2 separate regions of the Homo sapiens genome follow, and region 2 is linked to region 1. Evidence: read pairs that join two places in POLR2A ChIA-PET (ENCODE). Cell type or tissue: GM12878. All regions are shown on one strand. Each heading gives the region's core, and the rest is flanking DNA. Links, peaks and the distances in the headings are about the cores only. Region 1 has its middle 10 kb from the start of SP8. Region 2 overlaps ABCB5 (ATP binding cassette subfamily B member 5).

The links. ChIA-PET counts read pairs that join two places held together with the same protein. Peaks named below come from ENCODE experiments on the same cell type or tissue, not always from the same donor. Only the 100,000 strongest peaks of a DNase experiment are listed, where the experiment ranks them.
Region 2: POLR2A ChIA-PET joins it to region 1 with 6 read pairs; 3 of 35 experiments call an interaction of 5 or more read pairs at or near these places.

The regions. Positions count from the first base shown.
Region 1 is chr7:20,794,468-20,799,850 of GRCh38, forward strand. No RefSeq gene overlaps it. Among named protein-coding and RNA genes, the nearest start is that of SP8, 10 kb to the left of the region's middle. RefSeq lists enhancers at 1,360-2,068, 4,757-5,383 and silencers at 3,451-3,510, 3,561-3,790, 3,881-4,010. In GM12878, for the core only: no CTCF peak of the experiment used is centred there; a DNase peak (open chromatin) is centred at 2,143; H3K4me3 peaks cover 1,135 bases; H3K27me3 peaks cover 221 bases.
Region 2 is chr7:20,724,734-20,730,116 of GRCh38, forward strand. ABCB5 (ATP binding cassette subfamily B member 5) reads left to right here. Exons shown (of 28, transcript NM_001163941.2): 22 at 2,307-2,407; 23 at 3,582-3,722. Among named protein-coding and RNA genes, the nearest start is that of SP8, 59 kb to the right of the region's middle. In GM12878, for the core only: no CTCF peak of the experiment used is centred there; no DNase peak of the experiment used is centred there.

The sequences.
Region 1 (5,383 bases), core at 94-5,093:
CAATCTAATTTGGGAGGAAAGCTGAAGGTGCATTTAGGTGTCTGAAAGCAGTATAAGCTCTTTGAAATTTACTTGGTTTGTAAATTACAAGTGCGAAAACAACTTCCAAAGATGTTTGGAAAAAGAATATATGCACCGACACCTATATAGACAGACACACACACACATACACACACACACACACACGTGAAGTTGTCGCCTGCCCACAACTCCACCGCTTTCCTGTGCCGCCCAAGGGAAATGGGTCTCTCTTGAGCCCGTCTTTCTCTAGTAAACGAGGTGGGTCATACGTCTATGTCAAATTGAATCAGCCAGGACAGCTTCCGTGGTAATTAAACTGGACGTCTGTATTGGTCACAGCAAAGGGTGCCTTGTGAATTCAGGTTTTACTTGGTGCATCACAACTGTCAGGGTGAATCCCGCCCCCCACAGAGGTCTGAGTCATGGGTTGCCACTCTCCCACCACCCCTGCCAGCTCATCCCTACCCATCGAAAGCTTTGGCCCCGCTCATTTTTGAAACATTTTTCACGACTGAGTTCAGGGGTTTTGCAGGACTTCACAAAGATCTTGTCCCAGTGGGCCGCACATTCGCAGTTTTCTCCTGCTAAGAAAACATCGACGGTTTTGCTGCTGACTGGAGAGTTCTAGATGAAAACTGAAGGAACCCTAATTATTATTATTATCATTATTATTTTTGAGACAGAGTTTTGCTCTTGTTGCCCAGGCTGGAGTGCAATGGCACGATCTCGGCTCACTGCAACCTCTGCCTCCTGGGTTCAAGAGATTCTTCTGCTTCAGCCTCCCCAGTAGCTGGGATTACAGGCGCCCGCCACCATGTCCGGCTAATTTTTTGTGTTTTTAGTAGAGACGGGGTGACACCATGTTGGCCAGGCTGGTCTTGAACTCCTGACCTCAGGTGATCCACCCGCCTCAGCCTCCTAAAGTGTTGGGATTACAGGCGTGAGCCACTACGCCCAGCCTGGGAACCCGAATTATTTATTTCATCAACCTTGGCTACAAATGGGTTTACTCCTGCTTATGGTGTCAAGTCCATGCAGCCCCTCACCCCCTTTAAATAGAGAGGCATTGGCCGCCTTAGGCTCCCCCTGCCCTGAGTTTAGGGCTGTTGAGTGTAGGCCTACAGGGAGGGGGACCCACTGAGGAGAAACCGGCTCCACTTTAGAAGGTGCTGGAAATAAAATATCCGTATCAACTGTCGGAAACTTGGTTTGATGCGCTAATCACTCGGTTCAAGGGTGTCTACATTATTAGGTGCCAAGTCCCCACTTCCAATCCCAGACAGAAACACCCTTCTAGATGGAACAGAGGGCATGTTTTTATTTAAGACTTGATGAGTACCAACTCTTGTTCTGAGCAGAGGTTATTTTTTAAGAGGAAATAAGATCTTGATTCCTGCTTATGAATTCTGGAAAAGTAATAAAGGTTGTTCAGATAATTTTCCACAAGATCTTCATCCGAACCTTCCCACTTGCTGAATTTTTTTTCCCTGCAGCTTAATTTCCCCTAAACACTTTGCATCGCTCCCTCCCCCCACCATGGCCCTGAAGATTCTCCATCTTAAATAACAAGGACCCTGCTGGCTACTAAAGGAGGCTGCCCATTTTAATTCAAAACAAGGGCCACGAGTGCTGGTCTTAGAAAGAGCCGAGGAGTGAAGATCAACCTTTTTTTCTCTTGGAGTGCTTGCACTTAACCCTCAATCGCCAATATAGTACCTCTTTCTCTCTCCTTTATTAAAATATTTCTTTCATTCTTTTCTTTTTGGGGGGGAGGGGGCAAGATTTCTTAAGGTAAAAGAAATAAGCTGAACAGATTGATTATTGTTATGTCTGTAATTGCTCTAAAAACATTTTTCAGTGGGGCCTCATAGGGCAAACATATTGGTCTTTGATCAACACTGAAGAAAGCAAACATTGGAAAACCAAAACCCACTACTTTGGAGTCTACACTTGGCATTTACAGCCCTGAAATGGAATGCCCTTTACCTTCAAAAGGGCAGCTATTAACGACAGAAAGTTCTTGAGTTTTTCTGTAGATAGTGCTTCAGTAGTTTTCTAGTAGTATTCTAACCTAGGCATAACTTCCTCTCTTCTGAAACTGGGGAAACCCATTTGCAAAGTGAAACGATTTGACTAGTAATACCCAATGTCAGTTTATTTGAAACTATAGCTAAAAAGGGAAAAACTAATAAATCCACTTTGATTATTTTTCTGCTTAGTTTCAAGACGTCCTCTAAGCCTAGATAACGAAAGTGATTTCAAAAATTTTGACATACTTAACCAAATGAAACTAATAGGTGCGCAGCAAATTAGTACGAGCCATAGTCAAACCAAAAGAGGATCTTTTTTACTAGAAGAAACTTGCACTATTGATTTTATTGACTGACTCGATTTCAGTGTTTTAATCAACTTTAACAAATTTAACTGAAAACAGGGTAATTGATATATAGAATTTAAAACTTCAAAAATAAGCCGCAGATATTCATAAATATTTTTTATTAGGTGATTTGCTGTTGATTTACCATTTAAGTAAAAAAAACTATTCTTTTTTCTAACTTAAGCTACGGTGATCTGAATTTCCTTCCCTTTAGCTTCCTCAGTCAAGATTTGGGAACAGAAATTCCAAAATGCTTAGAAATGGGTGGGAAGATTGTAGGTTTAGAAGTCTGAGGAAGGAAATTACAAGCCGATGCTGATTGACTTTTGAAAGGCCTGGCACGTCCCAGTCTATATAATAACTCAGTTGGAGGAAGAACCTCGAGGACCGAGTGTCTCCAGATCACTTAATGCATCGGCATCCACCACGCTCGGCTCATGGGCAGGGCCCCCGAGGCTGCCACCAACCCACGGAGCCTTGAGGAGCTGCGCTTCCCCGCGATGGTCCAACGAACTTCGGAAGTGCTCCTGCTTCCGGTTTCACGTATACCTGGGATGCGTTGCCATACAGGTTTGTCCCGTTTTAATGCTTTGACCCATCTAAGATACGAGGACAGGAGACTGGAGAAGTAAACGAAAGGCAATGGCCGAGGGGTAAGGCGGGGAACACAGCAGGAAAAGGACAGGTTCCCCTTCACCTTCACCCCCAGTGTTGGCAACGTCCCAGGGATTCTCGGAGCTGAAGCTTCTTCAGAAAACAGTCAGCTTAATTAAGATCCTGCCCTTGGGGAATCTAGAATAAATGGCGAGTAGTGGGCAGCTTTCCCCACCAGTCGCAGGATCTAAAAGCAATGAGTGACGGTTGTCTGTGCAGCAGTCAGAGGGAAGAGCGACAGTTCCAGACGAGGGGCAGTCGGACTTCTCCGCAGCCTACCGCCAGCTTGGAGTGCAGATCTCCACCGACTGCGCCACAGACAGTCTCAGTCCCCAGCAGTCACAATATTTGCACTCCCCTTTCTTCCTGGCCTTTCAACCCCTCCCTTTCCTTCCTCCTCACCCCTCCCACCCCGCACCCGAGAGACAGCCTGCCGTCCCAGGTCCAGCCCGCGCCTCTGCGCACCTCCCGGCACCCGGCGCAGGTCGCCGGCCAGGGCACACACGCGTCCCCGCCTGCTCGCCGGCCCGCAAGGCCCGGGCTGCGGCGGCCGCGGGCGCGGGAGGCGGAGGCGCAGGCGCCGGGCTCCGTGGCAGCCCGGCCCAGCCCCGCCCCGCCCCACCCTCCGGCCCTCCCCTCCGCTTAGCCGTGCTCTCCCGCCGAGCTCCGCCGCCAGCTCCGTGCTCTGCCCGGCCCGTACGCCGCTCGCCACCGCGGCTCCCCGGGCGGGAAGGCTGCGCCGGCTCCCGCCAAGGGGGAGGCGCCACCCCGCCCCGGGGCGGTTGTCTTGCTGGGACTCCTGGGCCGGTCACAAAGCCCCTCTCCGCTGACCCGGAGGGACGGGAGTCGGGTGCGCGACGGCGGCTCCCCACCCCTGCACTCAGCCGCCCGCCCCGCTCCTCCTCCTTCCCTCCCTGTCCCTCCTCCTCTCCCACCCCCCGAGGGCTCGCACACCCCGCGGGCGGGAAGGTGCCGCCCTCGGGGCGGACAAAGGGGCAGGCCGGGCGGGAGGGGCTGTAGCCGGCACGCGCGGCCGCGGGAGGGCCCGCCTCGCCCCGGGCCGCCGACCTGACACCTGCTGGGCAGCCTGCGCGGCCTGGGGCGAAGGCCAGCGGGCGGCGGGGTGGGAAGCGCCAGCGCAGGGGCGTGTGTTCGGGAGGGGGTCGCGGACAGGTCAGGCGGCTTGGGACCCACCCCACCCGGGCAATAGTGACCTACTGCTTCGCTAGCGTCCCCTTTCAGGTCTTAACTGGACTTTAAAGATCTTTTAGAAAATTTATATTCTCGTTTTTATGTCAGCGACTATACATCAGAATCACGCAAAGGGCTAGTTAAAACGCAGATGGCTGGGCTCGTCCGCAGAGTTTCTGCTTCAGTAGGACTGCGGTGGGGCCCAGTCATTTGTATTCCTAAATTCTCAGGTGACGCTCATGCTGCTGAACCGGGTACCACACTAGGAGAATCACTGCTATGCCATTCATTCCCCACCACCCGCTAACTGTAGAAGTGGGGAGAGGATCTCCCGCAGGGATCCCAAAGACAGTGCTAGTGCTCTCATTGCCAAGGTAGTTTTATCTCTTTTGAAGGTAAGCTCTGCATTGAATACGTACTGGATCTTCTCGATAGAAGTTTGACCATATGCTAGAGTGGAACCCTCACGCTGCTGGTGCTGGAGAAAGCAAGGCTGTTTAGATAGATGCCAGGCAGAGAAAGCCACAGTCCAGTTTCCATTTCCCCTGAAGAGCCAGAACCAGGGCGATGGGTCTTTCCCAGCACAAATTCAAAAAAGAACCAAACAGTTTCATTTCGACACAATGACAACCTCCCACCTTCTCTTTATAAATTTTTGATATTTCGATCGAAATATTCTATCCTACGTTCAGCATGTTTCCATTGTTTTATATTTTACTGAAGGACCTAAAATATTTTAAAGCAGAGAAAAGAACTAAATGATAGGCAGAGAGGAGATTTAAATAAAATTTTTAAAAGCCACAAATTTACAATTGTTTTTTAAAAAGCATATCTATGTATTTAAAATAATATAATGAATTGAATCATTTAAAATGCACCCCTGTCCTTTCAAATCTGTTTTTTTTTTTTCAAAAAATTTTTGAAAATCTAATGAGAAATATATTTTGACATTCCAATCCAGTGAATTAGTTAAGGGAAAACTACCTAAAAAGAGGCACACTAAACTTTTCTTATCCCCAGTGGGCGGTGTTAATCATCCAGTTTGAGCCTTGTAGTTTTCATTGTCGAATACTTGGGTTCTCTCAAAGGGAAGAACGTTGGGGACTTGCATTCACTCTTTTTCAAGAGGAGATTAAACAC
Region 2 (5,383 bases), core at 105-5,104, 70 kb before region 1:
TTATAGTCTGTATCACGGTGAATGTGTCACAATTGGCATAGCATAAATGTCATACATATTCATGAATAGGGATGCCAAGCACATAACTCACTGTAATCTCGTTTGCCTGAGCCTTAGACCTTTCCACCTTTTTTTGCACAAGATAAGGACCCTTGGATTGTTTGCTTGTGCTGTATAGTCTGAACTACCTAGCAAATATTCGCCTCAGAGACAGTAAACAGTTGTTTAGACCTCCTTGTCTAATTTAAACATTGCAATAATTTATACAATTTCTAAATTAATGAGGCCTAATTATGTTTTCCTCATCTTATTTTTTATGTCATGAGCTTTTGCTGTATATGTGCCCTTTGACTTTTCCTTTATGTATCATTAGAGCAACCTCAGACTATACAACAAACAACTCTAATCAAATAGTCAATTGGAGGCATTTCCCTATGGCTTTTAATAAGTCAATTTACTAAACATCAATTTAGAACATAGACTAATAAAATGTATCGGTCCTTCTTCAGTTGCATGTGTAGATTTGGAAAAATTATCAAACGTTTAGTTTTTAAGACTTTGAATGGGCCAGGTGCGCTGGCTTACGCCTGTAATCCCAACACTTTGGGAGGCCGAGGCAGGTGGATCACAAGGTCAGGAGTTCGAGACCAGCCTGACCAACATGGTGAAACCCTGTCTCTACTAAAAATACAAAAATTAACCAGGTATGGTGGCACACGCCTGCAATCCCAGCTACTCAGGAGGCTAAGGCAGGAGAATCACTTGAAGCCAGGAGGCAGAGGTTGCAGTGAGCCAAGATCGCACCACTGCACTCCAGCCTGGGCAACAGAGCAAGACTCCATCTCAAAAGAAAACAAAAAAAGACTTTGAATAGCTTAATTAGTTTTCTTAATGACTATTTTCTAAGGGTCTGTAATAATATTCATCCCTTCTCCATTGTGAAAAATTGGAGATTTTTTTAATGTTCATTCCTTTTTTTATCTTCATTCCTTTTGTTTTTCCTCAAAATTTTTTTATATTCATTCCTTTTGTTTTTCCTCAAACAAGGTTTCAGCATTCTTATCCATTTTCTTCATATACTATGGAATGTTACAAATGGAGGTTTCTTTAAGTCCATTTTTAAATTAATGAGAATTTAAAACAACCAACATCAAAATTGGGAGCAGAATCCTGGTGTCCTCACGACAGTCCAGAAATCTAGTTCCCTCCTACAACCCAAGTTATTCTTCAGAGAAGGCCAAGTGTCTACCTGGTCTTCTCTGTCCCACAGTCCATTCTGCCAATCTGGAAACAGAATGTGAAAACAGGAAGTTTCTCTTTCAAGCCAACACATGTTCTCATGTCCGAAAAGCTATTCTAAACCAAAACTCTCTTCCATTTTGAATCCCATGTAATTATGCATTCTCTTTATAAACTATATAAATGTGGAGAAGTATTCATCACATTTGAATTAAATGTCTTTTTACATTCACAGACGCCAATATGAGAAATGGCTTTATCTCATAAAGAATTTTATAACCACATGCCATGTTACTTTCCTGTAATGTTCCTGAGTCCTTTTAAGTTGCTATTTTTAATTCTTTGCTAGAATAAAATAATTATGTGATTACTTTATCTCTGCTATCTTTTTTTTTTTTTTTTTTTTTTTTGAGACAGAGAAGTCTCACTCTGTTGCCCAAGCTGGAGTGCAGTGGATGATCTCAGCTCACTGCAACCTCCACCTCCCAGGTTCAAGTGATTCTCGTGCCTTAGCTTCCTGAGTAGCTGGGATTACAGACATGTGCCACCATACCTGGTTAATTTTTGTATTTTTAGTAGAGACAGGGTTTTACCATGTTGGCCAGGCTGGTTTCGAACTCCTGGCCTCAAGTAATCGGCCCGCCTTGGCCTCCCAAAGTACTGGGATTACAATCATAAGCCATTGTGCCTAGCATCTGCTATCTTTTACTTGAATTGTTTCATAATTTGTAGGAAGCTCCTTTGCATGTGAACATAATGCTTACTAATGTTTTATTCTTCTGTCTATGGAACAAGTTTAAATTGAAATTCAGTATAAACTTGAATGGGGTTAAACTTAGATCAGTAGACTAAATCTCAATAAGACATTTTCCTTAAGCTTATCATCCAAAAGTGTCATTTTTCTATCTTATTTTCTGGGAGGAAAGGAAGCTAAGAATATTTGTCAGGAAAACTTACTGACTTGATATACTTAATATGTCCCCAGTGTGAGTGACTAGAATTCACAAATGGGAAAAGATTAACCATTACTAATTTTATTTCTATATTGTATTGTCCTGTTTTATAAGATAGCAACTGAAGCTTTGGAGAATATACGTACTATAGTGTCATTAACAAGGGAAAAAGCCTTCGAGCAAATGTATGAAGAGATGCTTCAGACTCAACACAGGTGATTATAGATTCATACTGACTTCAAAAACTTAATTTTGTTCTGTAAAGGCAGTACTCTCAAATGACTCCAGTGGTTTGCCTGCTAATTCATTTGCTCTTGAGCCTTTCCTAATAATGTCATGTCATAATTTCTCATATGACTTCACCAAGAGAAACTAGAAGAGGAATTGAGGGCAACCACAATTAGAATAAATATTTTAGGTCCTCTCACATTACCATTAACTGTCTGTTACTAAGTATGCACATTTTTCTTATTTTCCTGAAAGAATATTAATGAAATAACATACGCAAGAAAGAAAATAAAATTGCGGGCAGGGCGCTGTGTCTCACACCTGTAATCCCAGCACTTTGGGAGGCTGAGGTGGGCGGATCACTTAAGGTCAACAGTTAGAGACCAGCCTGGACAACATGATGAAACCCCATCTCTACTAAAAATGCAAAAATTAGCTGGGTGTGGTGGTGCACACTTGTAGTCCCAGCTACTTGGAGGCTGAGGCAGGAGAATCACTTGAACCTGGGAGGCAGAGGTTGCAGTGAGCTGAGATCATGCCATTACACTCCAACTCCAGCCTAGGCGACACAGCAAGAGAAAAGAGCTCGGCCCTTTACATTAAATCCCTAAAATAGTTTACATTTTAAATACGAATATATACATAATAAATGCACTTACACTTTTAATTTTAAACTAGTCCTCCTTATCACATTGACTTAGTGATGCTTTTTATATTACTTTAACAGAAAGATAGCTTTTTACTCTTTTGGACTCATACTTGTAGTTGGCACCACCCTTTAATTTCCTCTATTCTGTTAATGAAAGATTGTAATGGAGACTTAGAAAATCCTTCTAAATACCTAAACCAAATCTCTAACTCTTACACTAGCCATCCTTTCACGGGCTTTGCCCATTCATTTAACAGTATATAAAGTTAAATTTGTTATACTGAACTAGAGAGTATATGACTATAGGGAAAAGAATTATAACATTATCTGTCTTTTCTCAAAGAATTCTCAGTAGTAAAAAAAAAAAAATCACTTTCTCTTTCATCATTCGAAAAATGCCTTTCCACCAAATTATAACATTTCAAAGTCCTCTCTATTTATTACTCTACATGTATTCAATTGACCTTGCTATAATTCATGCCTCATTATTTGGTAAATTTTGTACATTCCAGAAATACCTCGAAGAAAGCACAGATTATTGGAAGCTGTTATGCATTCAGCCATGCCTTTATATATTTTGCCTATGCGGCAGGGTTTCGATTTGGAGCCTATTTAATTCAAGCTGGACGAATGACCCCAGAGGGCATGTTCATGTAAGTCGTGGAAATAGTCCGGACCTGGTAGCTCACACCTGTAATTCCAACACTTTGAGAGGCTGAGGCGGGTGGATCACTTGAGGTCAGGAGTTTGAGATCAGCCTGACCAACATAATAAAACCCCATCTCTACTAAAAATACAAAAATTAGCTGGGTGTGGTGGCAGGCTCCTGTAATCCCACCTACTCAGGAGGCTGAGGCAGGAGAATCGATTGAACCCAGGAAATGGAGGCTGCAGTGAGCTGAGATCACGCCACTGCACTCCAGCCTGGGCAACAAAGTGAGACTCTGTCTCAAAATAAATAAATTAATTAATAAGTTGTGGAAATACATAAACCTTGTAAGGGGGTCATGTACTTATTTACCAGAAAGATGTCTAGTTTATAGTGAGTTATCATTTAAATCACATATGTGGAAAAGGTATGCTTGAATTTTTTTTAAGTTGGAATTTTTTTAAATATACACATATTTTTAAATTTTGTATTGATATATAATAGTTACACATATTTTAGGGGTACACATGATATTTTGATATATTCATATGATGTTTAATGATCAAATCAGGGTAATTGGGATGAATTTTATTTTTAATTGACAGACAATAATTGTACATATTATATATTTATGGGGTACAATGGGATGTTCTGATATATGTTAACACTGTGAAATGATTAAATCGAGCTAAGTGTTTTTGTTATTTAGTCTCTATAAGTACAGCATAACTGGTAAAATACTGATACTGATATAAGGCATAAAATCTGAATTAAATTCCCAGATGAATTGCTCTCTGCTTCAGTTTACTGGAACATGGGAATGTGGGGGCAAAATATGCCTTCTTGTCATTCATCCCTTAGGAAATTTGTGAGACATTATGAAACTCTCAGTGTGGAGATGGCTTCCTAAAGTAAGACTGTACATCAGTGAGGATGAATTATTTGCTAAGCAAATAATCCAGAAGAAACACATATAAATGAGTGTTTCCCTTCAAAAATGTCACATTTGGAATTGAATGTGGTGTCCCAGTGAGGCTGCTTCTTCCCAAAGCATTAGGTTGGAGCTCCTATTTTGAAGTTCTGGTCACATAATTATGAATTTATTTGTTTTACCGGAACATCTAATGCAACTGCTAAATTAGAAAAATTAATTTTGAGTATTAATTCTGAGCTGAGAGCCTAAAATATCAGAAATGTTGCTAATCCATCATAAACGTCATTGCTAAGCATTTAGAACTGGAGAAATCCATACAATACTTGACTCAAAAAAGTAACATTATGTTATTTTTAACAAGCCCACCAAAAAATGCACATCCATGCAAGTATCAGCCTCTTCACAATAATGAATTGGGAGATTACACCTGTTACAAGGATGCTGCTATTTGGCAGAACACACTGGGCACTTCTCTTTGGGTTTTGTTTCCCAAGTCTCAGGACATTACTTTGAATATCCTTATTGTTGGCATATTTGTATTTTCAGGATAGGTTCAATTTGAGGAAATGGCCAAAAGACATTTAAACCTAAGTAATTTCAGAATAACTTGGAATAATTTTTAGTTTCTATTCACATGAAAATTTATTTATTTATTAAGCATTAAGTGAAGTCCCAGGAAGTTTCTTTGTTAGGCACTGATAAGAAAACAGTCCAGAGTTCACCAACCCAGT